Linked DNA regions of Homo sapiens: region 1 is linked to region 2. The links are chromatin loops, found by intact Hi-C in ENCODE. Cell type or tissue: spleen. All regions are shown on one strand. Links, peaks and the distances in the headings refer to the core of each region. The heading gives the core; the rest is flanking DNA. Region 1 overlaps ABI1 (abl interactor 1). Region 2 overlaps ABI1 (abl interactor 1).

Region 1 (15,935 bases), core at 5,306-13,305, 90 kb after region 2:
AAGGTGGGGACAGGAGGAGAAAAATTGAAAGGCAAACGATATGTGTGGGATGGGGTACTCTGAGGCTTTCCTGTGGATCATAGTTTGAAAAACTCTGATATGGCCCAGTTTTTATGACATCTCAGGATGCCATGAAATAGTTTTCTCGATAAAATGCATTTAAATTGTTCACAAGTTGGGGATGACTGAACTGAGCATATAAGGAATTTTAAATATATTTTAAATGTCAATGTAAAAACCATTGAGTCTAGAAATACACAATCACAGTAATCTGGGTAGAAATGGATAATGAGGTGTTTCAAATAATGAGAGCTGAGTTTCAGGTTAAGTGAAATAAAGCTGTCTAACAACATCTTTTCCAAACATTTGCACATACCAAGGAAAAGGGAGAAAGGAGGTAGTAAAATGAAGACCCTAAGAATAGAAATTGTTGGTAGAAAATCTGTGAGAAAAAAATAGCCTCAACCCAATTAATAACCAGAAGAATTAAAATTAAAACCACAGTGAGATACTATTTTATATCCAGCAGACAGGTAAAAAGGTAGAAGTTAGCTAGTACCAGTGTTGGTGAGGATGTGTGTTGGTGAGGAAAGCAAATTGCTGGTGGGAGTTTATTAATGTATACACTCACTTCAGAAAGTAATTTATTGATACCTAGTCAAGTTGAACATGTACCTACCCTAGATTTATCAATTTCATTTCTACATATTTACCCTAGAGCACTAGTTCTCAAAATATGGTTAAGGGACCCCTGAGGATTACCAAGATCCTTTCATGAAGTTTTTGAGGTCAGAGCTCTATTCATTATTTGTCCTTTTCATTCTCATTCTGTTATAACTATACGGTAGAATTTTCTAGAAGCTGCATGAAGTATGATAAAGTCATTGCTTTGACTCCTAATGAAATGTGTACTTGTGTATTCATATGTTTTAAAGATATATCAGTTTCAGTATCTAATATGGTAATTATCTACAGCTATAACCCATGTCAACAAAAGGCTTTTGGGGTTGTCTAAGAGTGGACCCTAAGACCAAAAAGTGTGAAAACTGCTGTCCTAGAACAGTGGTTTTCAGAGTGTCATCCCCAGACAATCAGTATCTGAGAATTAGTTAGAAATACAGATTCTCAGGTCCCTTCTAGACCTGCTTCAATCGGGAAACTCTTGAGGATGGGAGTTTCTGCTGTTATAATACAGCAGTCTATATTATAACAAGCTGTAAGGCTGGGCACAGTGGCTCACGCCTCTAATCCTAGCACTTTGGGAGGCTGAGGCAGGCGGATTGCTTGATCCAGGAGTTCAAGACCAGCCTGGGCAACATAGCAAGACCTCATCTCTGCAAAAAATACAAAAAATTTAGCCGGGCATGGTGATGCATGCCTGTAGCCCCAGCTACTTGGGAGGCTGAGGTGGGAGGATGGCTTGAGCCTGGGAGGTGGAGGTTGCAGAGAGCTGAGATTGTGCCACTGCGCTCTAGCCTGGGTGACAGAGTGAGACCCCATCTTAAACAAAACACAAGGCTTCAAGAAGAAATACTGATCAATGATGAAGTTTGAGAACCACTGTCCTAGAGATTCAGGAATTATATTTAGGAATGTTCGTAGCAGTAGTATTGATAGCACAAATCTCAAACCAAAATGTCTAATAGTAGTAGAATGGATAAATAAATTATGATATATTTACATACAAATAAAATAGCAAAAATGAATGACATTGATATGCATAGCCACATGGATGAATTTTTGAAAATATTATCAAGGAAAAAGAGCAATTCAACAATATGTACAGATTGATTCCATTACAAAAGTTTATAAATTTGTAAAAACTGTGTGTATTGTTTAAGGTTATATATGTGTATGTGTGTGTGTATATATATATATATATATATATATATATATATATATATATATATGACAAAAACTATTTACAGAAGAAAGAGAATGTTTAACATACACCTTGTGGGGGTTGGAATCCAGGAGAGGAGCACACAGGAAGCCTCAGTGATCTTGTTAATATTCGATTTCTTGAGCTGTATATTATTTAAATTTTTTTATACACACATGTATGTGTATAATTCACATGTATAACATATAATTATGCATATAAGTCACACACTCTTTGGCATTATTTATTTTATGATAAAATGTTAAATTCTAAAATAGGCTCAGAATTGCTAAATGATTGGCTTTTGTTCTTGAATCACCAATAAAAATAACTCGATTTCTGTACACTTTTTTATACAAGCCGGAGAAATGTAAAATCCTTTTACAGAGATTTCTATTAAAAATGGTTGGCTGGGAGTGGTGACTCACACCTGTAATCCAGCATTTTGGGAGGCCAAGGTGGGAGGATTGCTTGAGCCCAGGACAAGACCACCCTGGGCAACATAGTGAGACTCTGTCTCTACAAAACATAAAAAATTAGATGGGTTTGGTGGCACTCTCCTATATCCCCAGCTACTCAGGAGGCTCTGGTAGGAGGATTGCTTGAGTCCAGGAGGTTGAGGCTTCAGTGAGCTGTGATCCCACCACTGCACTCCAGCCTGGGCGACAGTCAGACTCTTTACCCAAAATAAAAAAATAAATTAAAAAAAAAACAGTTAAAGGCTTACTCTTTTTTTTTTTTTTTTTTTTTTTTTTTTGAGATGGAGTCTTTCTCCGTCACTCAGGCTGGAATGCAGTGGTGCTGTCTTGGCTCACGCAACCTCCATCTCCCGGGTTCAAGTGATTCTCCTGTCTCAACCTCCCGAGTAGCTGGGATTACAGGCATATGCCTCCATGCCCAGCTAATTGTTGTATTTTTAGTAGACACGGGTTTTCGCCATGATGGCCAGGCTGGTCTCAAACTCCTGACCTCAGGTGATCCGCCTGCCTCGGCCTCCCAAAGTGCTGGGATTACAGGCATGAGCCACTGCACCTGGCCCTTAAAGGCTTATTTCTTGGCTCTCTGGAAAAACCTAGCTGTCCAAAATTACTTATTCACGAAGGCTTTTGAATAGACAATTATTTTTAAACTGTTTCTATTTAGAAAATGAGCATGTGGATGATTCAAATAATTGGTGACTGCCTATGACTTGGGAGTTCCAAAATGTTAGATCAGCACTTCTCTTAATGAACAACCTCTGCTGTATGGTTTTATCTGATACCTTGTGTGACCTCTAAGAAGGATTAGACAACTGAATGAAGATAAACTAGGACGCTGGCTTTTTACTTACTCTGTCATTGTTTGTTGTTTAGATGGGGCAAGGAAAATAATAATAATCCCAAAGTTAACTTTGGAAAGTATAGTTAACTTTAGAGGCTTTGAACTCTATTAACATTTTAAATATGAAACTTTTGAAATGTTGGGAAAGATGACACTTAATACAATGTTAAGTATTAATATTTTCATCAGTTTCGATATTAACTGATGAAAATATATGAGCATGCTAATTTTTTTTTTTTTTTTAAAAGCAGATTCTTTGGATGTACTATGAAAAAGAAGCCCTCCAGGCATGGAGAAAGAGAATAGATTTGCTAAACAAAACTACCTTAAAATGCCATATTTTATAGAGTCAAAAAATTTTCTGCTTCTGTCAGTTATAAAAATTTAATAGGGAAAATGTATGTTAATCTTAAAACTTTGGAGATCTACAACAAATCTGACATTACATGAAAGTGCTTTGAAACGAGAAATGGCACATTTCTTAAAAATGATTTTACTTAATATGTATTGATACTAATAACTGCTAATTCAATAAAAACTCAAAAATATTAGTAAATAAAAATTTATTGTTTAACTTGGATTTGGCTAGATAGAGACTTATCATTATAAGACTCTATCTAGCCAAATCAAAATTCTGAAAGTTTTGTCAGTGGAAAGGAAGAAATTTGTAACTCAGACATGAATCTACTTATATCTAAAGACTGATGCTTCCTACCTCACACCATCTTTTGGTACTTATTTTATTGGAAAGACAATTTACATATAAAAGCTATGTATTTGAAAATGCACAAAAAATTTATATATCATATTAGCAAAGTACCATTTGGGATTATGGTTTTTAAAAGCTTGAGAATATTACTTATTTACTTTTGCAGCTTTCCATGCAGCTGTTTTTTTTTCTCTCTGTTTTTGACTTTGGAGATAAAGTTACTGATTTTTATCTTTACTTTTCTCTTTATTTTGTGCCTTGGTCTTGAAAAAGTAATAAATATTTCTTACTGAGGCCCCCTCCTGCTTTGTTCTGCCATCTAAGGTGATTACAATGCTCAAGTCTCTTTGTTGGTTGCCTTTGACTAATGCTTTTCAGCAGCCCCGGGCTCAGCTCCTGGTTCCCAGTATGGCACAATGACCAGGCAGATATCTCGACACAACTCTACTACTTCTTCGACATCTTCTGGTGGATACAGACGAACTCCCTCTGTGACTGCTCAATTTTCTGCTCAGCCTCATGTTAATGGAGGTCCACTTTATTCTCAAAATTCAAGTAAGCTTGTGCTTTGCAGGCATACAGCAACAGTGGAGCTCCTTTTGAAGGAAATTATTTGAAACTGTTATTCTTGCCAGTGATAGACAACAATTGAAAACCATGATGTTTCATGTTTATTTTTGTTTTAGGATATTAGTCCTTGAATCATACCATTTTAAGAGTAATTGTTTACCACTTTCTCTTCCAAAATTTAGACTTACCAAGTATACTTAACTAAATTTATCGAGACGTGTCTATATTGAGTATACCAAAATTTAACTTTAATATGCGATTTTATTACATAAGTAGAACTAGAGAACAAAAACATTGCAGAAATAAACTGAATTTATTGGCATGTTTGAGACAGCGTAGTAATGGTAAAATTAAAGACACAAACATTGTCAAAGTTTTCCTTCAAATTAATATAATGAAATTGCTGGCTATCACTTTTAAGGTCATTAACGTGTTCAGAAATGAGTTCAAAACCGATTAAAACTGTTTGTGATGCCTGCTTAATTACTCTGTCTTTGAATAATTCTAATGGTGGGAATTTCTTTTGATTTCTTTCTGTTTACCTCAAATTGCACATCTCAACACTAATTGCAGTCAGTGTTTAAAAGCTGGTAAGAAAAGAAAATAGTTTTAGCATATAATGTTAGGAAGTTAGAATAGTGTAGGGTAGTCATTAATATCACTTTCCATATTAAGATGTTCAATGCAAAAAGGAAAAAAAACAAAATTAGAAATGAACCTGTTGTCCACTGTTTGCTTTTAGCTTAAAAAGTTGTGCCCACTGGGCATAGAATGAGACAAGCTTTCCTACATGGCTTTTGTGGCTCTTTCTAGAGCCACATGTTATTTTTGTTTATATAAAAACACTTAATACTCAGTGAATTCTCCATATTTACATAGGAGGTTGCTTTAAGTTCTTTTTATTTATAATGAATGACCTGTATATGTATTTTAAAGCAGAGCTAGGGGAAAGTTTTTTTTTTTTTTTTTTTTTTTTTTGAGACAGAGTTTCACTCTTGTCGCCCAGGCTGGAGTGCAGTGGCGCGATCTCGGTCCACTGCAACCTCACCCTCCCAGGATCAAGCGATTCTCCTGCCTCAGCCACCTGAGTAGCTGGGATTACAGGCGCCTGCCACTACACCTAGCCAATTTTTGTATTTTTAGAAGGGACAGCATTTCACCATGTTGGCCAGGCTGGTCTCGAACTCCTGATCTCAGGTGATCCACCCACCTCAGCCTCCCAAAGTGGTGGGATTACAGGCGTGAGCCACTGAAAGTTCTCATTAGTTTTTTGTTTAAATTTTAAACATAAATTATGTTATAGCAAAAATTCCTAAGAATTGAAAACCACTTTATCAGAAATATCAAAATTCACAAATAATCCCAAAATTTATATAGCTTTTTTTCCAGACTAAAATATTAAAGCTACTGAGAAGTGTTAAACTTCACTAAATAGGATTTTACCTAACATTTGGTATCAAAAGGTAGCCAGTGTCTGTCTAAATATTCCAGATTATCTAATAATTCACTTCACTTGTTTCATCAACTTTATTTTTTTCATATTCTGAATTTTTAGATCCCATCTTTTTGTGTATTATTTTTCTTTTCCCCACTTAGACATTTAATTTACTCTGCAAATAGGATTTTTGTGACTTTTTTATATAATACATAGTTTTATAGTTTTATTTTAGCAATGCTTGTGTGGATTATTTTCAAACCGTATACTTTAATTAATGACCACATTCTTTTGAATATTGGAAAGCAAATTTGGCCTCAGATTTTAAATAAATTATTATGTTTTGTCAAATTAATTATCCTTCAATCTGAGTTACTGTTGGTGTTGTAGTAGTAGTAGTAGTAGTACGTGAATGTTTTTAGTGTTTTGATGTGCACATTTTCCCTTCTGTCTAAATGTAGTAATGATTAGTATCTTCACAGCATAGCTTTTCTTTTTCATTACATACTAACCAGCATGGCTAGTTACTAAGAGTTGTTTCTAAACACTTTTTTAGGTTTGTGAGAGTTTTTTGTTTTTTAAGTCAAAACCTCTAACCTTTTATTTAGGAGCCTTCTATAGAGTATTAGAATGAAATAGGATTGCTTTCATAGTGAATTGAATGTTATCTTTAGCTATACAATGAATATTAATGCACATAATTGCTTTGTTACTTCTTTGAACACTGAACTTCTTTCAAATTTTTATGCTTACCAACAGAATTTGCATGTTGGATTAATTGAAACAACCTTTTGATTAATCCTTGGTAACCAATAAATTGTTTTTCTCTATCAATTTAGTGTTACTACTTGGTGACTACCGATAGACTAAATTTTGCTATCTAGTCCTACTGACTTTTTCTAAGCAATCTTTGGCAATTACTGTCTTGTTAAAGTGAGACAAAGTCACAAACATATGAATGTTTACTTCTAGTGTATGTTATAATTTTTAATACATGAGTATTTGGTATTAATTTCCTGTCAATTATGTCATCTCCACAAATGCATATGAATGTGTTTCAAGCTATCCAATGAGTTGTTAAAAATTACTTTAATGCAAAGAACTACGTATTTTAACTTATTGGAGATCAGGTTTCCTTTTTCAGAACAGTGATGAAAAGGTCACTTTTGAGATATCCCATGAAACTCTGACTGATTAACATGATATATTCCCTTGTAAATTTAGGACTGATATTTTTAAACATAAAATTGCCAACTTAAAAAAATAACAACCTTGTTTTACAAACAAGAGTTTTTCCTGGAGAGCTGTGTGTGAATTTAGATATATAATAAGAACTGTCTTTAAAGGAAACCTGTGATTAATATTTTTATTGATATATGAAATAAATAGCTATTATATATTTGTTTTATTTATTTGGGTCCTAATTTACAACATTACCTTAAAGCTAGACAAACCTGTTATAGCTATGGCAAAGACACAATATTCTGGAAACCTATGTAGGTATTTCATTGTTACCTATTTTAGAAGTCTTTCCTTAGAATTTGAAAATTTTATTTTACTAAAGTGAATGTGATGGTAAATTTAAATCCTCCCCAAACAATGTAACATTAGGATTGAATTAAGTATATTTGTTCTTTTATAAAATTAATTAATTGGCTAAGCACAACTTGGCCTTTAGGTTTGCTTGTGGGAAATGTACTCCAAGGTTCTGCAGGTTTTTGTTTTGTTTTTTGTTTTGTTTTGTTTCATTTGCAAACTGTTCTTTGCATACTTATGTTTGTGGTCCTTGTAACTGACTTCTGCTTTTTGTTTGTTTCCTTTTCTTTCCTTTATCTGTTTTACTTCCCCCATACTGTGTTGTTGCTACCAGTTTCTATTGCTCCACCCCCTCCCCCTATGCCTCAGTTGACTCCACAGATACCTCTCACAGGCTTCGTGGCCAGGGTGCAGGAAAACAGTAAGTTTGGAAAAACTGAGCTATGGAAGAGTAGAGGCTGTCTCCTTATAGCATGCATGGCTGACGATGAGTCATCGTTTTCCTTACTTTTATTGAGAAGCTAATCTTGAAAATAGGTGCAGACATGTTACTGAAACTGAAGAGCACGGTCTTCAGTTTTTTCTCTTTGTGTGCATGGTTACTGACCCATATAAATTTCAAAGCTGCAATTTTCTTATGTCTTTACATGATCCTAAAACAGGAGATCTGATCTTTACATATTCTTAAGGAAAGAATAATCAAACACAAAAATTCAAATTATATGGAAACTTTTAGCTTCTAACAGTTACTAGAATTAGAAGACATTTTTAATTCTAATAAATTTATCAAGAGATAGGTAGATATACTGTAAGATTAAATTTAATATGAAATTGGGGCAGATTTTCCCCCCTTAATTTCAAAATTTTAGGGAAAGCTTTGTAGCCTCAGATTTTTGTACATACATGATATTGAACCTACGTAAAGGTTCATTGTTAGGATAAGATTGAATGACCAGGAATAAGTAAATTACATTCATGCTATCCATTTCAGTGTGAGTGATAAGCAATTTAGCATCCTTTTCACATTTTGGCTACATCCAGGCCCACGAAGATTGTTCCTGAATATGAAAATCAGTTAACTTTTTTAGATCTTCTCTCGAATGAAGTTCAGGGATTTTTTTTTGTGGGGGGGGAGAAGTTATTTTGGATATATGGCTTTAATCAGGATAGACTAGTTTATATTACTGCCTGATTACTTTTGAAATTCCAGAAGATGTGTAATCCTAACTGCATGATCACAGTGAATCTTATATAAAGTGAAAAATACCACTATTACTGAATTATAATATGCTAGAAAAGCTGTTGATGGTAATGTGGTCTATTTTTAATTTACTTCATTTGGACCATCACCATGAAAATAAATCTCAGGATGGTTTGAACAAATGAATAACCCACTTGCCCAGCCTATCCTCCAAGAAAATATATTGTGGCAAATTCCATTCTTCAGCTTTTGCTGACCCTGTTGTGTTATTCTCCCCATTCCCTCCCTCCTGCCAGTCAAATATTTGTGTACCCGATGTTACGTGCCAGACTCCGGGAAGAATACCAGCAGTTTAAGACAAAAGCCCCTTCCTTCAGGAAATGTGTGATCCAATTGGCTTGTTATAAAATGTTGTTTTGTAATGTTGAAATTTCTGAGTGTAAGCCATCCTTACTGTTAATATGTGTTTGAAAACCCTAATGTGTGCAAACATTTAAAAAGATATGAATAATCAGCCTGGGCAACATGGCAAGACTGTCTGTACAAAAAAATAAAAAATTAGCCAGGTGTAGTGGCATGTGCCTGTAGTTCCAGCTACCAGGTAGGCTGAGGCTGGGGCATCATTTGAGTCCAGGACGTCAAGGCTGCAGTGAGCCATGATCACACTACTGCACTCCAGCCTAGACGTGCAAAAATAAATAGAGTGCAAAAATAAATAAATGCATGGATGGATGGATAGATAGATGTGAATCTTATTTTTAAAAATAAATGAGTAAGGGTAAACTGCTGGTCATTAATGCTGCAGAGTTTAAAAACAAGGCCAGTGTAAACTTTTGAACTGCCATATCAGTAAGAATTATTAGGAAATAATTTAAAATAGCCATAATGAACATCAGTTTTGTGGGTCCAAAGTGACTGACTAGCTATTTGGTAAATCTTTTCTTTATATAGAAATCCAGTATTAGTGTACATTATTCTAGGCATGTGTGGTCTTTGCTAAAGAGGCTCTTGGTACTATATTAGTTCTTTTTACCAAACATATGAACTTGGGTCAGTCAGTGATTCTCCTTGTGCCACAGATTCCCTAACTTTATTTGGTTTCTGTTTTCTTTGAAAGTGTGTTAGGAGGATTGGTGTTAAAATATGTATCAGTACTTTAAACGTTTTATGAAGTACAAATTTTATGTGTTCTCTTAAATACCCAGTTTCTTATGACACTCAAAGTGGGTGATAATGAATGCATGTAGCAGCCTATTAATAAGTATTTCAGTTTAAGATATGAGCCTCTAAAAAAGTCAGCAGTGTGTTTACATCTCTTTATGATTATGCAGAGAATTAGATTAACCAAGACTTCCTTCGCCATAATTTGAAGATAAGACATGTAGATTTACAGCAGTTGGACATAAAGACAATTTCGTGAAAACATTAAACTAATGTGATAAATCAAGAGTAAATGCAAGGTACCAACATACATAATTTACACATTAAGCCAAATTAAGGATATGAACTATGGCTGTTTGATGTCAGGAGGGGTCTGTACCCATTTTCCTCTCCTCAATAATATTAAAAAGTTTTATAGAGGAAGTTATGGGCAAAGATAAAATGGATCTAGGAATGAGGCAGAAAAATTAATTGTAGACCCGTTTGATAGGTGTTATAGTGAGCATTACCATATAGGGTTTGTTTTCTAATAGCCCTTTCATCCCTCGAGAGGATAAAATAGAAATCACAGCATTGAAGTGGTTATGGAAATAGGGTCATTATCTGCAAATATTTTAAACCTGGAGCCCTTGGTTGTATATTCAGCACATTATTCCAAGGAGGGTAGACTAAACGTTTAAACCTATATGACAGATAGATTATGGCTGATTTCTTTGATCACGTAAATAGCCCCAGAAATTGGCATTTGATTTAGTATGTTTGTATTATGAACTTCTCCCCTGCAGGAATTATGTAATTCCTGTATCAATTTGTATGAAAACATTTTCATATGTCTTTTGAACTTTTAAAGAAATTTATTGATCAGAAATTTAAGTTAAGCATTAATTGGGTTCCAGCTTTGAATTCTTTAAATTTTAGGAGCATTTTTACCTGATATTATACTAGTTCATTGAACAGAGCTCTAGCCTGACATTTTCCCATTTCCCTGTTTACACCTTTGACTGTGTAAAGCACACACATATATACTGACCACGACCATCTAGAGTTTGAGGTATGAGTCATTTTTATTGTTTTGTTTACTGTAAGTTCCTTTTTGTTTGTTTTTTTTAATTACATCTTCAACACTTTATGTTTAAATCTTAATTGTTGATGTATTCTTAGAAAATCGAATCTTTAGGATCTAGGCTTTCCCTCATCCCGTGCTTATGTTTTACTAGCAATAATGCAAAATTTTAGCTTGCTTTCTACATTAAAAAACTAATTATGAATATAAACCTTTTTAAAAATACTCAATTAGATTTTCTACTGGTTGGGGATTCTTTTTCCATTTTTTCAACTTGTAAAATGTAAATAACAGAGTAGAAAATCTGCACACAGAAGCAGACCTAATACTACCAACTTTACTTTTCTCTTCATCAAAACAAACAATAATCAACAAAGAAACAAAAATCTGTCCACAGGAGACTGAATTTTTAGGGAACCAAAGCTGTTTCAAGCCAAAATCAGGGGCATGAATGAGCAGAGTGAAGAGTGATCAAACCATTAACGTAATGTTACTCATATCATTACTGCAGTCCAAATGACAAAAGTGACATAGATTTATTTTAGATTGTTAACATTTGTCCCGATCTGAACCTTGGAATAAGGAAACTACTCCTATAATCCTTATAAAAAGAGACATTGTCTCCTAACACCCTGCATTCATTAATTTGTAGTACTTCCAGATACCCTTATTTTTAGCTCATTTTGTTATTTTTAAATGATTCTTGAGTAGCATAAACTTTAACACACCAAGCTTTTATTTCTAATCATTGCATGTTTTATTATAGTGCATGCTGTACTTAAGTTAGAGCTTTCTTAAATTCTGTTAACTTATAAGTTTCCATCTAGACTTATTTTTGATTCAAATCAATCATATGAATCTTTTTAGTTGCTGATAGTCCAACTCCACCGCCACCACCTCCACCAGATGACATTCCCATGTTTGATGACTCTCCACCTCCCCCACCACCACCACCAGTGGATTATGAAGATGAGGAGGCTGCAGTAGTTCAGTATAATGATCCATATGCAGATGGGGATCCTGCTTGGGCCCCCAAGAATTATATTGAGAAAGGTAAGGTACAGTCATTGAGTTGATGTGAAGGAAAATAACCTAATTGTAGAAATTTAGAACTATAAAGAACATCTAATCCAATGTTTCTCAGCCTTTTAAACTGCCTTACCAACCAAGATGATTTACTTAAACCTTACTTCCTAAGTTTTGTATTATTCCCAGTGTACAGGGGGATTCTTTCTTTGTATTTTAAATAAAAGTTGCAGTGTTAGATTTGCTTTCAAACTACATATGCGTTCAGCTGAAGATTAACTTGCTGGACGGCATTTTATAGATGAAACAGCTAAGGCACAAAAATGGAGTTATATGTAATTAGTAAAGATTTTAAAAGTTCTGTCAAGCTCTATTGATTACCTTTCATATCTAAATATGGACGGTCCCTGATTTATGATGGTTCACTTTAGGATCTTTTCAACTTTATGATGGTACAAAAATGATATGCATTCAGTATGCTTCTCAACTTATGATGGAGCTTTGTCTGGATAAACCTGTTATAAGTAAAAAAAATACAAGTTGAAAATGTACTTTCAATTTACAATATTTTCCACTAAACAGTGGGTTTATTGGGACATAACCCCATTGTATGTAAGTGGAGGAGCATCGGTCTTTAAAAATATATTAGTACTATCATGAGAAAAGCCTCAATTAAGGTTTCAATTAGGTGATTTTATAAAACACAAGAGAAATTATCAGGATTGTATTTCATGAAATTATGAACTACTCTAAAGTCTAATTTACCTATAGTACCCGATATTCACTATAATTATCTATTAAGAAATATAGGTGGGGAAGAAACAAATCCTGTTTCTAGTTTTTATTTTTTCATCCAGTTCTGTGCTATTTTAAAATCTGTATTTCTTTTTGCAGAAGTGGGAATCAATTAAAAATAAAATCTGTATTTCTATAGAGTTCTGAAAAATGCTTGTGATTTAGTTGAACACTTTTGGTTGCCTTTGAAATATATTTCCTTCTATTGACTTTACTGGGTTAACGGACTTTAAGCTAGTAGATGTAGCTCTTGAGACCAGCAGCATTCTTTCCTGCCCAAGTTTTGGATATGTGGCAAAAGTAAATTTGTTTTCCTTTTATATTTTTTTATTTTTTGAGATGGAGTCTTGCTCTGTCTCCCAGGCTGGAGTGCAGTGGTGCAATCTCGGCTCACTGCAACTTCCGCCTCCCAGGTTCCAGCAATTCTCCTGCCTCAGCCTCTTAAGTAGCTGGGATTACAGGTGCCCGCCACCACGCCCAGCTAACTTTTGTATTTTTAGTAGAGATGGGGTTTTGCCATGTTGGCCAGGCTGGTCTTGAACTCCTGACCTCAAGTGATCCGCCCATCTCAGCCTCCCTGTGCTGGGATTACCGGCATGAGCCGAGCGTGGCCTTATATTTTTAAACAGTAAGTAATTTACATATTGTTAAGAAAGTCTTGAATATTCTACTTGAGATTCCCATATACCTTCAAATAGAGAGCTGTTGTTACTTACGAGGATGATAAACTTGAGTGACCTTGAATTGTGTTTTTACCCATATTTTCTTACTTGGTGAAGCCAATTAACTGTGAAAATGGGACCATATTTATATAAGTTGACAAATTTGGAATGATATATTGGGTAATATATTTGATAGTAGAGGAGGATTAAAAAGTATATTCCCAAGAACTAGGGGTGAGCACACTTTGTTTGGTATAAAGCCAGATAGTAAATATTTTAAACTTTGCTGGCTATACAGTCTCTGTCACAACTACTCAGTCCTGCTATTGTAGCGTAAAAGCAGACATAGACAATACATGAGTAAGTAGATGTGGCCATATTGCAATAAACCTTTATTTACAAAAATTGCGTGGTTTGGATTTGTCCATGGGCCATTTTATACATTTTGGATTACTTTCTCTTTCCATAGCAGTTTGCAAAGGAAGTGAATATAGGCTAAGCATCCCTATCTGAAAGTCCCAAATTCAAAATGCTCCAAAATCCAAAATGAGTTCCAACATGATGCCGCAAGTGGAAAATTCCACACCTGACCTCACGTGATGGGTCACAATCAAAATGCAGGCACATGACACAGTTTATTCAGTGTTCCCAAGGGAAAAATAAAATTACCTTCAGACTATGTGTATAAGGTGTATGTGAAACAAAAATGAGTTTTGTGTTTAGACTTGGGTCCCATCTCCAAGATGTCTCATTACGCATATGTAAAATTCCAAAATCTGAAAATCCCAAATCCAAAGCAGTTCTGATCCCAGGCATTTCAGATAAGGGTTACTCAACCTGTATCTTGAACTGAAAAAATTACAGACACCACAGAATTGCAAAGTTCTCTAAGTATTAATTAAAATCCTTTAAAGTAAGTAAATATTCTTTAAAAAAAAATCTGGGGACAGTCCCTTAAATTAGCATGGGTCCTTGAATGAGTAGGATGTGATTTACCTTCCAGTAACTGTGTTTTTTCAAATTAGATAGCTTGGATTGTTACCTGGTTTACTGAATGGCTATGCAGCTTTCTTTGCCTGATAATTATTTTGAAAAGCCGGTGCTTTGCATATGATAGGCACTTGGTATTTGAATGAATTGAAACATCTAATAAATTCTAAAATTCAGAGAGCTTTCTTAAAGTGATTGACAGAACCTATTGATGTATTCAGTCTAATCAGATTGTCATTTGGCTCTAAGATTAAGCCAATGATTTAAGTACATGGTTGGCCACTGACCTACTTATATTGATAGATACAAAAATTAAGAAATCTTCATAAAAATAGTTTTGCTGTGCTATATATTTAATTGTCTTTGTCTTAAAATTCAAGTAAATTTTGGATATAGTGCACTCATGTGATATTTCAACTGTTTTTTCCATAGTTGTTGCAATATATGATTATACAAAAGACAAGGATGATGAGCTGTCATTTATGGAGGGTGCAATCATTTATGTTATAAAGAAGAATGATGATGGCTGGTATGAAGGAGTCTGCAATCGAGTGACTGGTCTGTTCCCTGGGAACTATGTTGAATCAATCATGCACTATACTGATTAATTTTTTTTTTTCTTTTGAAGTAGATTCTTATTACTCAGTCATACTGTGGGACTATTATGGTTAACAGAACTGTCTTAATATGTTTTAAAATGTGCCCATATTTTCAGAACATGCTGTTTTATTGGTAAATTGAATGTCTACCTGTAAGCATAAATCTTTGAGGCAGTTTATGTATTGCTGAATAGCAATTTATACAAGAAGCTGTCCATAACTGATTATGCTTATGTACTTACTTACACATTTTTAACTTTATGACCAGCCTAAATATTCTGGGGGAAGTGGGGTATAATATTTAACGAATCATGATTCAGATTGTACCATTACATGTTTCAGTGCAGCATGGTTACTAACGCTATGTCAGACTAATATTAAAATCAGAAAATTTAAATGCTGGTGCTGGTCAGACTTTTTTTGTTAGATTCTCTCATTTAAAAAAAATACTGTTTGTTTAAAGCATGCATAAAAATTTATGTATTGAAATATACTTAAAAATTCAAGATGCTTCCCATTTGTGTAATATTTACCTGGAGGACTCGTACTTAGGTGTCTTAACGTGAATTGAGTCTCCAAGGTCTCCATGTGAAACAAGCAAAAAGAGAATTATCTGTAATGTTGTAATTTGTACCTAAGTTTTTTAATGAGTGAAATTTGCATTATAAACTTTTTCCATTCATAAATACATAAGTGAACCAAAGGTTTTTGTCCTTTCCTTCACTGATTTGCTTTAAAAAAAATAAAAGATAATGATTTATTGCAGAATTATGATTCTATTTTCTCAATATGTTAACTTGGAAAAAAATTTTAGCCTTATCTTAATCTGTCCCAACAGCAATGTGACGGATTTTTGCAGATTCAAAATCTGCAATGGTTATTTACAAGTCAATCTACTGAATTCCTTTTTTAAATAATCTTTTGAAACTAAGAAAATGTGTCAAATTGTGTGCATTCATTCTGTAGGTAAAATTCTTAAGGATTGC
Region 2 (15,935 bases), core at 5,725-13,724:
TCTATAAAACCCATGAAAATAGTGTTGGCATGAAAAGTAAGGTAAAGGCTGGGCGTGGTGGCTCACACCTGTAATCCCAGCACTTTGGGAGGATGAGGCGGGCGGATCATGAGGTCAGAAGATCGAGACCATCCTGGCTAACATGGTGAAACCCCGTCTCTACTAAAAATACAGAAACAAAGTTAGCTGGGTGTGGTGGCGGGCATCTGTAGTCCCAGCTACCTGGGAGGCTGAGGCGGCTGAATGGCGTGAACCCGGAGGCGGAGCTTGCAGTGAGCTGAGATTGTGCCACTGAACTCCAGCCTGGCAGCCTGGGTGACAGAGCGAGACTCCGTCTCAAAAAAAAAAAAAAAAAAAAGTAAGGTAAAATTGATAGTTAATGCTAATTTTGAAGCATTTACAAAGTTTTGATTGGGAGGTTGTATATTTTTCCTAATATCATCTTGTGTTGATTGTAATATTTATTGAAATTATGGTTTGATTGTAGAAGAAATAATAGTCAAACCCCAGAACTACAAACTTTGTAGATCTTAATATTTACTAAGACATCATGTTAGAAAAAAGGGATTTTTTTTAAAAAAAAAAAAGGGCATTGTTGAGAAATAAGACAATAGGAAAGTAGCAATTACTGGATTTTTTTTTTTTTTTTTTTTGAGATGGAGTCTCGCTCTGTCACCCAGGCCGGAGTGCAGTGGTGTGATCTCGGCTCACTGCAAGCTCCGCCTCCCGGGTTCACGCCATCGATTTTGTTTTTAAAGGAAATAGTTGACGTGGTCATTTTAACAGTAAATATCCATCCCTTAGAATGGAGACTTGAGATTTGACTACTGTGTGTCAATCCAAATAAGTACTTTTAACTTTGGATCTACTAATTTTCTCCATCTACAAAATAAAACTTTCTCAGACATAGTTGGTAGTGAACCCGTGTTTATGAAGAAAATCTGTTAATGAGGGACCACACCCAGCTAATTTTTTGTAATTTTTGTAGAGATGGGATTTTGCCGTGTTGCCCAGGTTTGTCCTGAACTCCTGGACTCAAGTGATCCTCCTGCCTTGGCCTCCCGAAGTGTTGGGATTACAGGCGTGAGCCACCATGCCCGACCAGCAAAAACACATTTTTGAAAAACTTCAATTTACCTTTAATTCACTCATTTCCTGAATGCTTTATCATTAATTTTTATTAATAATTTCTACATTCTTTGACAAAATTGTATTTGGTACATTTTATTTTTCCTTCTATGGAAAGGCAAGTGTGGCACTTTTTCAGAACCCATGGGAAATTAATGCCCTCCACTTAAACATCAGAAATGTATATATTATATCATATAGAAAAAGATGTTTCCTACTACGTCAAATATTAGCAACTTAAGAGTTGTAACAACAGATGCTTATTTTATTTTATTTTTTTGAGACAGAGTTTCGTTCTTGTTGCCCAGGCTAGAGTATAATGGCACAATCTCTGCTCACCTCAACTTCTGCCTCCTGGGTTCAATCAATTCTCCTGCCTCGGCATCCTGAGTAGCTGGGATTACAGGGATGCGCCACCACGCCTGGCTAATTTTGTATTTTTAGTAGAGACAGGGTTTCTCCATGTTGGTCAGGCTGGTCTCGAACTCCCAACCTCAGGTGATCCACCCATCTCGGCCTCCCAAAATGTTGGGATTACAGGCGTGAGCCACCGTGCTCGGCCCAGATTCTTATTTTAATAAGGCAATATAGAGAAAAGAGTACATGGGTGCCATTTTATTTTTAATTTTTATGAGGGTTGGGGTCTCCTATGTTCCCCAGCTGTCCTCGTAATTCTGGGGTCAAGCGATCCTCCCATCTCAGCCTCCTGAGTAGCTGGGTCTACAGACTTTCCCCCCAAGCCCCTCCCACCATGCTCAGCTCATGGGTGTCATTTTAAAATTGATTATTACTCAAAAGTGCGCCCTCAACATAGTTAGGCAATCCCACTAGATAACCTCGCCAGTTTGTTCTTCCACTTACCACAAACTATTTTAATTTTTTTCTCCCTTTTTGAAATCTGACCCTTTCCTTTCTTGTCTTTTGGTTCATAGAGAAAATAGACTTCATCATATAAGACCTATAATTTCTTACCACTGCATCTCCAAACCTGCTATCCTCGCTCACCCTATTCTACTCCTTTTTATAATGGAAGAGAGACATTCTTCCTCCTAGCTAAAGTCCTAACTGTGGGTCATATCCTGTCCTGCCTTTTTGTAAACCTTATGCTCCTGATAAGTTTATACCTCCTCTCTTTACTGAATTTGTGCTTTCACAATTGAAACATTTCAGATCTCTGTCGTACTTGAAAACTCTTTTGACTTCATATACTCATCTAGTAACTGACCTATCTCTCCTTTATGGATTAACTAGTTTTATTACACTATTGTCAGCTAGCTGCAGTGGCTCAAGTCTGTAATCCCAGTTACTTGGGAGGTTGAGGTGGGAGGATTGCTTGAGCCCAGGAGTTTGAGATCAGCTTGGGTAACAAAGCAAGACCCTGTCTCAAAAAAAAAAAAAAAAAAAAAAAAAATTAGCTTAGTCTGTAGTCCCAGCTACTTGGCAGACTGAGGTGGGAGGATCACTTGAGCCCAGGAGTTTGAGGCTGCAGTGAGCTATGGTTGCGCCACTGCACTCCAGCCTGGGCAACAGTGAAACCCTGTCTTTTAAAATAAAAACAAAAAACCAAGCATTTTCCTCCATCTCCCACTTTTCATTCACTCTTTAACCTGTTCTATTTCCACTGCTCTCTGAATGCTAATAACCTCCATGTTGCAAAATTCTTTCCCATTTTAGTTCTCATGTGCTTTTTTTCTCTGCATCATTTTGCATGGTTGGTTTTTCCTACTTTTTTTGAGAAGTTAATCCTTTGGCTTCTCTGATAGACCTTTCTTTCATGCTTTTCCTATTACTCTCTGGCCCATTATTCTCTGTTACTATTAAGTATTAAAGTGGCTTCATTTGGGCTCTTTTCTACACATCTCACCTCAAGCTGTTTTATTTATTCCCATCTAAATCTCTAGATTAGATCTTTCTTCTGTTGAGGTTTAGATTCATATATCTAATAACCTACTTGACCCCTCCGCTTGTTTGAATCACAGGTGCCTCAGACATAAGATGCTAGCAACTGAACTCAACACCTTCCTCTAAACCTATCACTACCAACCACCCACTCACTGAAAACCTGGGCATCATTCTTTTCTTTTCTTTTTTTTTTTTTTTTTGAGACGGAGTCTCACTCTGTTGCCCAGGCTGGAGTGCAATAGCGCGGTCTTGGCTCACTGCAACCTCTGCCTCCCAGGTTCAGGCAATTCTCCTGCCTTAGCCTCTTGAGTAGTTGGGACTACAGGCATGTGCCACCACACCTGGCTAATTTTTGTATTTTTAGTAAGGACAGGGTTTCACCGTGTTGGCCAGGCTGGTCTTGAACTGCTGACCTCGTGATCTGCCTGCCTTGGCCTCCCAAAGTGCTGGGATTACAGGCGTGAGCCACCACACCTGGCCGAGAACGTTTTTTAGGCGGGTTCTATCTGTTAGCATTTACTGTACTAAAACTAAAACTGAGCAGTTTAAAACATTCATTTAAAGGGATATCTAATGTGTTTATTATTAACATAAATAATGTTTTATGAAAAATGTAACCTTAGTTTTCCAAAACAAAAATGTTTAGGGCAAGAGTAACATTATTTTACATTATTGCATCTCAGTGAAAAATAAATGGCAACAAAATTCTTATATCTGCTTCTGCAGTTAATCTGTTCATTTTGTTTTGGTTGAAGTATATGAAGGAAATCTGTCCTCACACAGTTGTGTAGTGGAAAAAGGGGGACTATTGTAATAGGCTGTGCACATAATTGTGGATGATTTTCTTTGATACAACAACAAAACTTGGTAGATGGTAGTTTCTTAAAGGTTAGTTACAGTGTGGACTCTGAAACTATATCAATAAATATTTTATACTCCATTACTTTAAAATACATTGCATAGGCCATTTGGAAAATATTTTTCACTGAGTTATGCAGACCTTCTGAATGTTGACACATTTCATTATACAATGTGAAAAAATTGCAATCACTAATATTAACACAGATCTCACTAGAAGAATTTTCAAGTATTGCAAAGCTTGCAAGTTCACATTGATGGATTCAAGTTTTCCAAGATCCCAGTTTTTGCTTGAAAGCTTGAATTTTATTATTGGCAACAAATATTACCAGTTATTTTCCTTGAAGTATTAGGCTTACTTTATTCATTTTTAGGAAAATGTCTGCCAAATGCTCAAGTCTAAATAATCTTAGTTTACCTATCAGTTGTTTTTGAAGTAATAATGGTGTTCCATGAACAATTGGCTTATTCAGCTTGCAAATAAACTGCACAAGTGCTTTTTCCTAACAGGAGCCATCATACTTAGTATGTAGCAGAAGTACTGTATGTGTACTTCCATTTTGTCGTATACAATATTAAAAGACATTTTCTCAAGGGTCAAGATTTAATAGAATTAATAAATTTTCCTGCTTCATCAAGAACATTTTAAAGTGAAACCGGCTTTTTTAAACCTTTTTCTTTTTTTTTCTGTGGATGGTTGGCAGTAAAGAACACAATGAGTACTAGTATCGTCTGTGACATTGCCTTGATTACCTCTAAGAGGCTATTGTAATTTTATTTACCTTTGTTTTTGTACCTTCAATTCAAATGTCAACTCAGGAAAGAAAGCAAATAACATTAGTAGTATTATAAAAATAATTTAGACCTCGTGGACCCCCTGTAAAGGTCTTAGGAATCCTCAGGGGTCTGCAGAACACACTAGACAACATTTGGGATAGATGATTGGTTCAGTAGACTTAATACCTTCCTTTTGTGCTAATGGGAGTCTGAATTTTAAATATCATTGTATACTACTATGTATATTGAGCATCCCTGACTAATGTAGTTGCCATTAAAATAAAAAATGTAAAGTTTCTTATGGAGAAAGTCTTGGCCGGGCGTGGTGGCTCATGCCTGTAATCCCAGCACTTTGGGAGGCCAAGGTGAGTGGGTCACCTGAGGTCAGGAGTTCGAGACCAGCCTGGCCAACATGGTGAAATCCCGTCTCTACTAAAAATACAAAAATTAGCTGGGCGTGGTGGCACATGCCTGTAATCCCAGCTACTTGGGAGACTGAGGCAGGAGAATCACTGGAACCTGGGAGGCAGAGGTTGCAGTGAGCTGAGATGGTACCATTGCACTCCAGCCTGGGTGATAGAGCGAGACTCTGTCTCAAAAAAAAAAAAAAAAAAAAAGCCTCTTCTTATATTGCATACTGTGCTAATTATTTTGGTTCTTAATATTTGGGTCTTACTGCTCTGTACAATTCACCTTTCACTAGTACTGATTTTGAAACTGATTTGCTGCTAAAAGTTTCATAAATCTGTTATCTTCAAATTTCATACCAAAAATTTAGTAATTTGTTGATATGAATTTATTTGATTCATAGGCGGTTTTAAAATTAAATGATTTTTAGGAAGTAGTGAGAAATAATATTTTTAATTTTAAAATGATATAACAATCATTCATTTCTAATTTGAGTATGTTCCAAATTAGATGTGAAGAAATCTCTTGTTATTATCCATGGCATGTATCACTTTGGTACTAATATATTTACATCTTCTTCTTCTTCTTCTTCTTTTTTTTTTTTTTTTTTTTTTGAGACAGGGTCTCGCTCTGTTGCCCAGGTTCTGGAGTGCAGTGGCACGATTACTGTTCACTACAGCCTTGAAATCCTGGGCTCAGGTCATCCTCCCACCTCAGCCTCCCAAATAGCTGGAATTACAGGTGTGCCACCGTGCCCAGCTAATTTTTTGGGTATTTTTTATAGAGACAGGGTTTTGGCATGTGGTCCAGTCTGGTCTTGAACTCCTGAGCTCAAGCAATCCTCCTGACTCGGCCTCCCAACGTAGCAATCCTCCTGACTCGGCCTCCCAACATGTGAGCCTCCCAGGTGTGAGCCACCAGGTCTGGCCCAACATCTTAAAAAATAAGAATAACCCAACTGAAGTGGGAGAAAAGGACAAAAAACAGAGGGTACACTTTTTGTTTTAGTTGTTTCTCTGGCATTTTCCCCCTTTTATTATATACATTTTATGTTTTCCATGAAAAAAGGCTTTGCATTTATCTTTTCCTCTGTTAAATAATATCTCTTTTAAAAGGTTTGAGAAGCCTATTTTTTTTCAGTTCCATCTTCCCTTAAAATTAATAATAATCAAATTTTGCTTGTTTTTTTTAAAGACAGGGTCTCTCTCTGTTGCTCAGGCTGTAGTACAGTGGTGCGATCTCAGCTCACTGCAGCCTCAACCTCCTGGGCTCAAGCAATCCTCCCACCTCACCTCCCAAGTAGCTGGGACTACAGGTGTGCACCATCACGCTTGGCTAATTTTTGTTATTTTTTTGTTAAGGACAGGGTTTCACCATGTTTTCCAGGCTGGTCTTGAACTCCTGGGGTCAGGGGATCTGCCTACCTTGACCTCCCAAAGAGTTAAGATTACCGGCGTGAGCCACCATGCCTGGTCCTCAGAGTTTGCTTTGAATAGTGGGAAGACAAACTGGTGATAACTCTTATTCTTTTAGAATAATCAGATAATACCATAAAGATCCCAAAGAAAACTGGCAAAATTGTATAGGCTCCCAAGTTGGAACCACAGGAGTTCCAAAAGGAATGCACAGTAAAATGAAATATATTTATAATTATATGTATTGTGCTTCTTAGTATGACAGAGTATATTAGTTTGTCACATACTCAGTTATTCTGCGACTTTTTACACGTATTATGTGTCAGACTGTTTTGTCAATCAGATACAGTTTCTACCCTCAAGTGATTTTATAGTTGGCCTCCTCCATTAATCAAATAACTCAAACTATAATAAATTACATCTAGGGAAGGTACATGTGACATGAAAGTATACATCAGGTGCTGCCACCTAGCTTGGTGTGTCATAGAAGTAATGTTGGAGTTGAGATCTGAAGGGTGAATATATGTTAACCGAGAACATTTGGGGGAAGGGAAAACAGTGTCTCTGTGGAGGGGAGAGCAGCATGTGTACAGGCTCAAAGGTAAGAGTGAAGGCAGAGTGATTTTGAACAAGTTACACACTTGTGTACTTCAGAGTAAACAGAGTCATCTGTGAAGAGGTAGGTAGGTACCAGATAAGGATTTTGATCTTTTTTTTTGTCTGAGGCTGATGAGAAGGCATTGAAAGTTTTAAGCAAGGCTGGGCGCAGTGGCTCCTGCCTGTAATCCCAGCACTTTGGGAGGCCAAGGTGGGCCCATCGCTTGAGGTCAGGAATTTGAGACCAGTCTGGCCAACATGGTGAAACCCCGTCTCTACTAAAAATACAAACATTAGCCAGACATGGTGGTGCTTGCCTGTAGTCCCAGCCACTCAGGAGGCTGAGGCAGGAGAATCACTTGAACCTGGGAGGCGGAGGTTGCAGCGAGCTGAGAGCACGCCACTGCACTCCAGCCTGGGCAACAGAGTGAGACTCTGCCTCAAGAAAAAAAAAAAAAAAGAAAAGAGAAAGAAAGTTTTCAGCAATGGGATGATATAATTTTTACTTTTTATGAAGTTTACTCTTGTTTAGAGTGGAGAACAGATTGGAAGGAGGATTGACTACAGATTGGAAGGAGTTCAGAACAGATTGGAGGGTGGCTAGTCTAGAGGTGATGGTAGCAATTGGTGATGGTTTTTCTAAAATCTTTTTTTTTTTTTTGAGACGGAGTCTCACTCTGTCGCCCAGACTGGAGTGCAGTGGTGTGATCTCAGCTCACTGCAACCTCTACCTCCCAGGTTCAAGCAAGTCTCTCTGCCTCAGCCTCAGTAGCTGGGATTACAGGTACCCACCACCGTGCCTGGCTACTTTTTGTATTTTTTTGTAGAGACGGGGTTTCACCATGTTGGCCAGGCTGGTATTGAACTCCTGACCTCAGGTGCTCTGCCTGCCTCGGCCTCCCAAAGTGCTGGGATTACAGGCATGAGCCACTGTGCTTGTCCATTTTTTCTAAAATCTTCAGTGCCTGAACTCATCATGGTAGACTGTGACTATTATTTTTCTTTTCTAAAAAGAGGAGTATTTGAGGCTATTGGGATTTGTTGAACTGAAATAGAGAAAGATTCATTCAACAAATAGTTAATTGCCTACTCTATGGAAGACTGTCTGTTAGGTATTATGATGTGGTGGTATGATGTCTATATTATTATTATTATTTTTGAGACAGAGTTTCGCTCTTGTTGTCCAGGATGGAGTGCAATGGCACGATCTTGGTTCACTGCAACCTCCACCTCCCGGGTTCAAGTGATTTTCCTGTCTCAGCCTCCCAAGTAGCTGGGATTACAGGCACATGCCACCATACCCAGCTAGTATTTGTAGCTTTAGTAGAGATGGGGTTTCATCATATTGGTCAGGCTGGTCTCGAACTCCTGACCTCAGGTGATCCGCCCGCCTCAGCCTCCCAAAGTGCTGCGATTATAGGTGTGAGCCATCATGCCCTGCTTTGTGTCTATATTATTTATAAGCTATGTAGAAATCACTGAAAAGCCTTAAATCTAAGAAAAAGAAAATTGGTCTATAGTATGTATAGTTAAATGAGGAAATGTTCTGTATGGAAGAAAAATAATTGTTATTTTTGAAAGGGTTTTGATTTTAGTTTGGGCAGTCAGAAGTTTGCTTATGGAAAGAGAATATGTCAAGCAGCTTTTTTTTTTTTTAAAGCATTTAGGTAATATGTTCCTATAAAAGGGTCAATACAGTTGTATTAAAAGTCAAACCTAAAATGTCTCTTCTTCTTCTCCCCATACTGCTATTATCCTCTCCCCTCAAACTGTATGCTTGTTTTCTGCCTTTCCAGTTTTTGTACAAAGGATGTGCTTTGGGAAGATTCATCTTACATTGGTACGGGATGGATTGGAGAAGGGAGAGACTGGATGGACAGTGACCAGTTAGAGGACTGTCACATTTGTCTCACTGTAAAGAGTATTTCATGAATTGAGATAGCTGTAGTAAGATTGAAAAGGAAGATAAGAATCAGCAAGCCTTGGTGAAGGAGATATGGGTGGCTGCGGGAAAAGGAGAACCCAAAGAAGGCTTATTTAACCGGTATCTATTTTCCCCTAGCATAAAGCTAATGCGCCTACAGAAGGTAATTTGCAGTCACAGAAGTGAATCTATAGACCCCCTCTTTTTCAGCTGTTAGTACACAGTTGGTTTCTGACACTTTCCAGCTTTTACTCCTCCACAATTGAATTGATTGGCAGAGCAGTGGGTTGGAGAATAGGAATAAAGCTTGACTGCTAGCTGGCTGCGTGGGCAGAACAGGGAAGGGAAGAGGGAAGAGGAGAGGAAAGGGATTCCAGTTTCTCTGGCTATATACTGTTGTGGCATGAGGTGCATGTCTTTTGATGTTAATTTTGATGTTCTATCATAACCTTCTGCATTACAGATTGTTGGTATTTTTATATGTGTAGTCTTTATAAATTTCAAATACATATGACGTGGGTTGAAAATGATCTCTTTTTGAAAGGAACTTTTAGAGAGAATTCTAAGGAACAGTAGTGTTTGGGGGTTCTCAGGCAAAGTTTCTCCTAAAGAATGAGTTTAGCCGAGTCATTAATTTAAAGAGTTGAGGGGAAGGGGGATTGGGAGGCAAGGGATATATATAGGTAGTAGGAACAGAAAGATAGCAAGGCATGTTTGGGAGAGCTGTGAGTAGTGTCAAGTGCCAGGGAAGGTGGAGGAGATGAAGTCTTAGTCAAAAACATACTTGAACTGCTGTCACTAAACTGTAGAAGATCGGATCAGTGTTTCCCAGATTTGAAAATAGAAACCGTGTTTTAAATTTAACACTGGTAAGATGAAATTGTGCTTTTGCTATGTCCTGACATATTCTGTTCATTTGTCTAGACACGTTTGGCATAATCAACAGAAACCACTGGATGAGTGGTTAAATATAAGATAAATGAGTTATAGGTCTGAATCAATCACTTTTGTATGAGCTAATTGTCATAACTTGGGGACTGCTTGTATGAGTGGCTTTATTGTTAGTGTTTATTAATGTCTTGTGGTATATAGAGCTATTTTTTTTTTCAACTCAATTGGGTATTTCTTCCACCCATCCTACCTCTCCTACCTTGCCCCACTACCACAAAGAAGAAGAAGAAAGGCAGCATGGTACTATCTCTATGAAAATCCTGCCACTCTCATTTTTGCTTTTTGGGTGAGGAGGTACGGTGCTGCAAGGTGGGAAGAATGTGTGATATATTAATATTTACATCACTGAGGAGAATTGCAATACATTCCTTTTATAGTCACATGGAAGTTTTAGGAAAAGCTTTGCTTCTACATATATATATATATATATATATATATATATTTTTTTTTTTTTTTTTTTTTTTTTTTTTTTTTGAGACGGAGTCTTGCTATGTCATAAAGGCTGGAGTGTGGTGGCATGATCTCAGCTCACTACAACCTCCGCCTCCAAGGTTCAAGCGATTCTCCTGCCTCAGCCTCCCAAGTATCTGGGACTACAGGTGCATGCCACCACACCCCGGCTAATTTTGTATTTTTTAGTGGAGACAGGGTTTCACTGTGTTGGCCAGGCTGGTCTTGAACTCCTGACCTCAGGTGATCTGCCCACCTCATCCTTCCAGAGTGCTGGGATTACAGGTGTAAGCCACCATGCTGGACCCCACCAAGATATTTTGACCTATGGATACTATAAATCATATAATCTTTTTTCCTTTATCTTTGTGGATTCATGCAAAAGCCAGAGCCAAACTTGTGGCTCTAATTTATTATTTATTTATTTACTTTTTAAGATGGAGTCTTGCTCTGTCGCCCAGGCTGGAGTGCAGTGGCTAGATCTTGGTTCACTGCAGCCTCCTCCTCCCGGGTTCAAGCAGTTCTCCTGCCTCAGCTTCCCGAGTAGCTGGGACTATAGGTGCACACCACCATGCCCGGCTAATTTTTATATTTTTAGTAGAGGTGAGGTTTCACCATGTTGGCCAGGATGGTTTGATCTCCTGACCTTGTGATCCACCCTCCTCGGCCTCCTAAAGTGCTGGGATTACAGGCGTGAGCCACTGCGCCTAGCCTCTTGTGGCTCTAATTTATTATGTAGTACTCTGTGGTCTGTATATTAATGTCTTGCCTTTATCTTTTATATTATATGGTAAAACCCTGATTTTTGTATTTTGAATTTTCTTGTTTAATTGTACACATTTTTGTACTGGTATATCAATAGCTAATGGCCTCTCCCCAGACCAATGAAATTGGCATCTTTTTAGGGGGAGAGGGTTAGATTGGGTCTCAGGCTCTGGAATTTTTTAAAAAGCTCACCAGATAGTGCTGGTGTCCAGCTAGAATTTTCTTTTTGGATTCCACACTAAAAGCTTAGGCCATAAAAGCAAAAATAAATAAATGGAATGACGTCAAACTGAAAAGCTTCTTCAAAACAAAGGAAACAATCAACAAAATGTAACAACCTATGGTCTGGGAAAACATATTTGCAAACCATTTATCTGATAAGGGATTAATATCTAAAATTCATGAAGAACTCATATAATTCAATAATAGAAAAATAATCTGATTAGAAAATGGGCAAAAGACTTGAACAGATGTTTTTTCAAAGAAGACATAAGGATGGCTGACAGGTATATGAAAAGGTACTCAACAGCATTAGCCATGCAGAAATGCAGATCAAAACCACTGTGGGCGTCACCTCACACCCCTTAGGGTGGCTGTCATAAAAAAGTGAAGTGATAACAAATGTTGGCGAGGGTGTGGAGAAAATGGACCCCTTGTACACTGTTGGTGGGAGTGTGGATTGGTACAGCCATGATGGAAAATAGTATGGAGGTTGCTAAAGAAATGAAAAATAGAAGTACTATATGACCCAGCAATTCCTTATCGGGCATATACCTAAAGGAAGTGAGATCACCTTATAAAGATATCTGCACTCCCATGTTCATTGCAGTGTTATTTACATTAGCCAAGCTGTGGAAACAACCTGAATGTCCACTGATAGATGAATGGATAAAGAACATGTGATATGCATATATAATGGAATATTATTCAGCCTTAAAATGCAGATACTGCCATTTGCCACAACATGGATGACCTGGAGGCAGTATGCTGAGTGAAATAAGCCAGACACAGGAAGACAAATATTGCATGATCTCATATGTGGAATCTTAAAAAAAATAAAAAAAAAGAGTCAAATATACAGAGTGAATAAAAGAGTGGGTTACCAGGAGCAAGTGGGTGGGGAATGGGAAATGTAGGTGAGGGGTAAGAAAATAGCAAGTATGTAGGATGAAAGAGCCTAGAGATCTAATGTGTAACATGTAGCTAATAAGAGGACTGTAGCTAATAAAATTGTACTATATTTGGAATTCCTGCTAAATGAATAGATTTTTAGCTGTCCTTGCCACAAAAACAAACCAAAAAAAAAAAAAAAAGGTAACTATGTGGGTTGATATATATGTTAATTTGCTTCACTGCAGTAACCATTTTGCTTTCTATATGAATCCCATAACATCATGTTGTATGCTTTAAATATATACAATAAAATTTATTTAAAAAATGAAATAAAATATATGGTTGATATAAAAAGAATAAAAGCTCACCAGGTAGTGCTGATGTCCACCTAGAGTTGAGAATCACTTTTCTAGAGCAAGAGTGGGCAGGTGTTTCCTGTAAAGGGCCAGATAGTAAATATTTTAGGCTTTGCATGCCATATGGTCTGACACAATTACTCAACTCTGCTATTGTAGTAAGAAAACCATAGATGATATGTAAGGAATGGATGTGGCTATGTTTTAGTAAAATGTTATTTGCAAAAATGGGGAGAAGTATTTGGCCTGAGCAGGGACATAGTTTCTTGATCTTTGTTATACAGCCTGAATTTTAATTACTATGCTAGAATCTAATGGTAGTGGTTGATGATGGACCAAAACTGTATTGGTGTGGCCCATATACTGAGGTGAATGCCTTTTTAAAAATGCTTTTGTATCCTGTTAATTGGTGTTTAGATTTCTAAGTGATTAAATTACCTATTTGCCTGGGATCTGATGTGATAATTTATTAATAAATTATTATTTTTTGTCTCTTGTTTCTGTGTGAACAGAATATCCCTTTGTTCACATCTCAGATTTTTTGGAATAGCAGTAGCATAGAAAATTCAATTGATTACAGTAGAGATTAATTGATACTTACAGTTTTGTAAGTTTTATACTCTTCCAGAATAGATTAAGAAATTAGGATACACGTAATTTGTCAGGTAGTGTCATACTGGTCCTGATTTTTGATTTGGAAAATGTGATTAATGAATCACTAGGCTGGAGATAGCTAAGACTATTCTGTGAAACTGTGTTGTAAGCTGGTTTAAGTGAGTGTCTTAGTCTGTTTGTGTTGCTACAAAGGAATACTTCAGGCTGGGTAATTTATTTGACTTGTGGTTCTGCAGACCGTATAAGAAGCATGGTGCCAACATCTGCTTCTGATGAGTGCTTCAAGTTGCTTCTACTTGTAGCTGAAGGGAAGGGAGCTGACATTTGCAGAGATCACTTGGCAAGAAGCAAGGTGGGGAGGTGCTAGACCCTTTTAAACAACCAGCCCTTTGGAAGTAGTAGAGCAAGAATTTACCTGAGGACCCCAAGCCATTCATGAGGGATCCTCCCCCATAACCCAGACACCTCCCATTAGGATCCACCTCCAGCATTGGGGATCATATTTCAACATGAGGTTTGAGGGGACAAACATCTAAACTACAGCAGTGAGGAAATACAATCGATGGAAGGACAAGGTACTTTTGCTAGTATTCATAGAATCTTGAATTTGTTTTTTTTGTTTTTGTTTTTGTTTTTTTTGATACAGGATCTCTCTATGTCACCCCGGCTGGAGTGCAGTCGTGTGATCATAGCTCACTGTGGTCCCAAAGTCCTGGGTTCCAGCAGTTCCCTTGCCTTAGCCTTCCAAGTTGTTGGGACTACAGGCACGTGCTACCATTTTTGCCATCTTTACCATCTTTAAAGTGCAAACTTTAAAGATTTATTTATTTTTATTTTTTCTGTAGAGACATGGTTTTGCTGTGTTGCTGTGTCTGCTCTCAAACTCCTGGCCTCAGGTAATCCTCCTACCTTGACCTCCCAACGCATTGGGATTACAGGTGTGAGCCACCAAGCCTGGCATGTTTTTTTTTTTTTTTAAACAGAAGTACTTCTTTTTCTCAAGTCAGTTAAGGGTGGTGCTGATTGTGACAGTGTTAACTACCACCCTACCTAGTAGTTTGTTAAAAGATGCATTATACTGCTTAAGTAATTTCCTAGTAAAGTTACCTTTTTTTCCCCTTATTTTTGTTTTTGAGACAGGGTCCTGCTCTGTCGCCCAGGCTGGAGTGCAGTGGCATGATCTCGGCTCACTGCAGCCTCAACCTCCTGGGCTCAAGCAGTCCTCCCACCTCAGCCTCCCCAGTAGCTAGGACTATAGGCTCATGCCACCATGCCTGGCTAATTTTTATATTTTTGTAGAGATGAGGTTTTGCCATGTTCTCCAGGCTAGTCTCGAACTCCTTAGCTCAAGCAATCCACTTTCCTCAGCTTCCCAAAGTGCTGGGATTACAGGTGTCAGCCACCATACCTGGCTAGTTAAATTTATTTGGGCATGAATTAAAGATGTGGTTTTGTCACTTCAGTGAAGGATAACCTAGAAACGTGTTAAATGTTTAATTTTTGTTTCTTCCATTTATAGAACCCTATGTGTAGAACATCAATTGTTTCATAGATCAAAAACATGCTCAGTTATCCTGAGAACATTTACTTTCTCAGTCTCCGCTCTTTACCCTCCCAGTGAATTAAAATTCATGCGGTATGCAGAGTAGTTAATGATGACTTGGAGTGGTTCATCATAGAGGCCACATTAGAATTATACTTTGTTCATTTTTAGAATTATAAATGGAGGCAGTGTGGCATAGTGGCAGACCGTGGTCTTTGGGAGACGTAGCGGTTCTATTCTTCCTAGCAGTGTTATCTTGGGCAAGTTATTTAACCACTACAAATTTCTTTTTCCTCATTGTTTGCTAGGCTAAGTGGGATATTTCACTTAAAGATGTCTTTCTTGTTTATGTGTCACAGAATACATATTGCAACAGAATCCTTGTCTCCTTTTTTGTGGCCTCTGATTTCCACAATCTAGTTTATAAAACTGCAGCTGAAGTGATGTTTCTAAAGCCTGAAACTAGTCATATTTTTTCTTCCTAAAAATTCTTTAGTGTTTCCCCACTAGACTTACAATGAAATCCACATTCCCTAAAATGCTCTCAAGGGCCTATAGTATTTCTGGAGCCTTGTGGTATATTCCCCCATTGGGTCTACTGTCGTAGGCTTACTCACCTTTAAACAGATACTGTTCATTTCATTCTGCTTGGAACCCTGTCCTCTGCTCCTTCCTCTTCCCTTTCCCTAAACTGATTCTGATGTTTAGAACATTAGGTAAAATGAAGTTCCCATACCTCAGGTGCATGTGAAAGATTAAGAGTTGGCCGGGTGCGGTGGCTCATGCCTGTAATCCCAGCACTTCGGGAGGCTGAGGTGGGTGGATCACGAGGTCAGGAGTTCCAGACCAGCTTGGCCAAGATGGTGAAACCCTGTCTCTACTAAAAATACAAAAATTAGCTGGGTGTGGTGGCGGTCACCTGTAATCCTAGCTACTCAGGAGGCTGAGGCATTAGAATCGCTTGAACGCAGGAGATGGAGGTTGCAGTGAGCTGAGATTGTGCTACTGTACTCTAGCCTGGGTGACAGAGCAAGACTCTCTCTCAAAAAAAAAAAAAGTAATAAGATTAAGAGTTGTGTAAAGATCAGTATCAGTGAGCTTTCATTAGTGCCTTCATCTGTGAAACCAAGATA

What was found. Peaks named below come from ENCODE experiments on the same cell type or tissue, not always from the same donor. Only the 100,000 strongest peaks of a DNase experiment are listed, where the experiment ranks them.
Region 1: a loop joins it to region 2, with 2.4 times the contacts of the local background. A loop is called at or near these places in 6 of 110 quality-filtered maps.

The regions. Positions count from the first base shown.
Region 1 is chr10:26,747,593-26,763,527 of GRCh38, reverse strand. It overlaps ABI1 (abl interactor 1), which reads left to right. Exons shown (of 11, transcript NM_001012750.3): 8 at 4,290-4,466; 9 at 7,787-7,873; 10 at 11,745-11,930; 11 at 14,783-15,935. The coding sequence ends at 14,958. Among named protein-coding and RNA genes, the nearest start is that of PDSS1, 58 kb to the right of the region's middle. RefSeq lists enhancers at 7,721-7,780, 7,871-7,990. In spleen, for the core only: no CTCF peak of the experiment used is centred there; no DNase peak of the experiment used is centred there; H3K4me3 peaks cover 637 bases; H3K27ac peaks cover 247 bases.
Region 2 is chr10:26,837,953-26,853,887 of GRCh38, reverse strand. The region is part of intron 1 of ABI1 (abl interactor 1); the gene reads left to right. Among named protein-coding and RNA genes, the nearest start is that of ABI1, 15 kb to the left of the region's middle. In spleen, for the core only: no CTCF peak of the experiment used is centred there; no DNase peak of the experiment used is centred there; H3K27ac peaks cover 357 bases.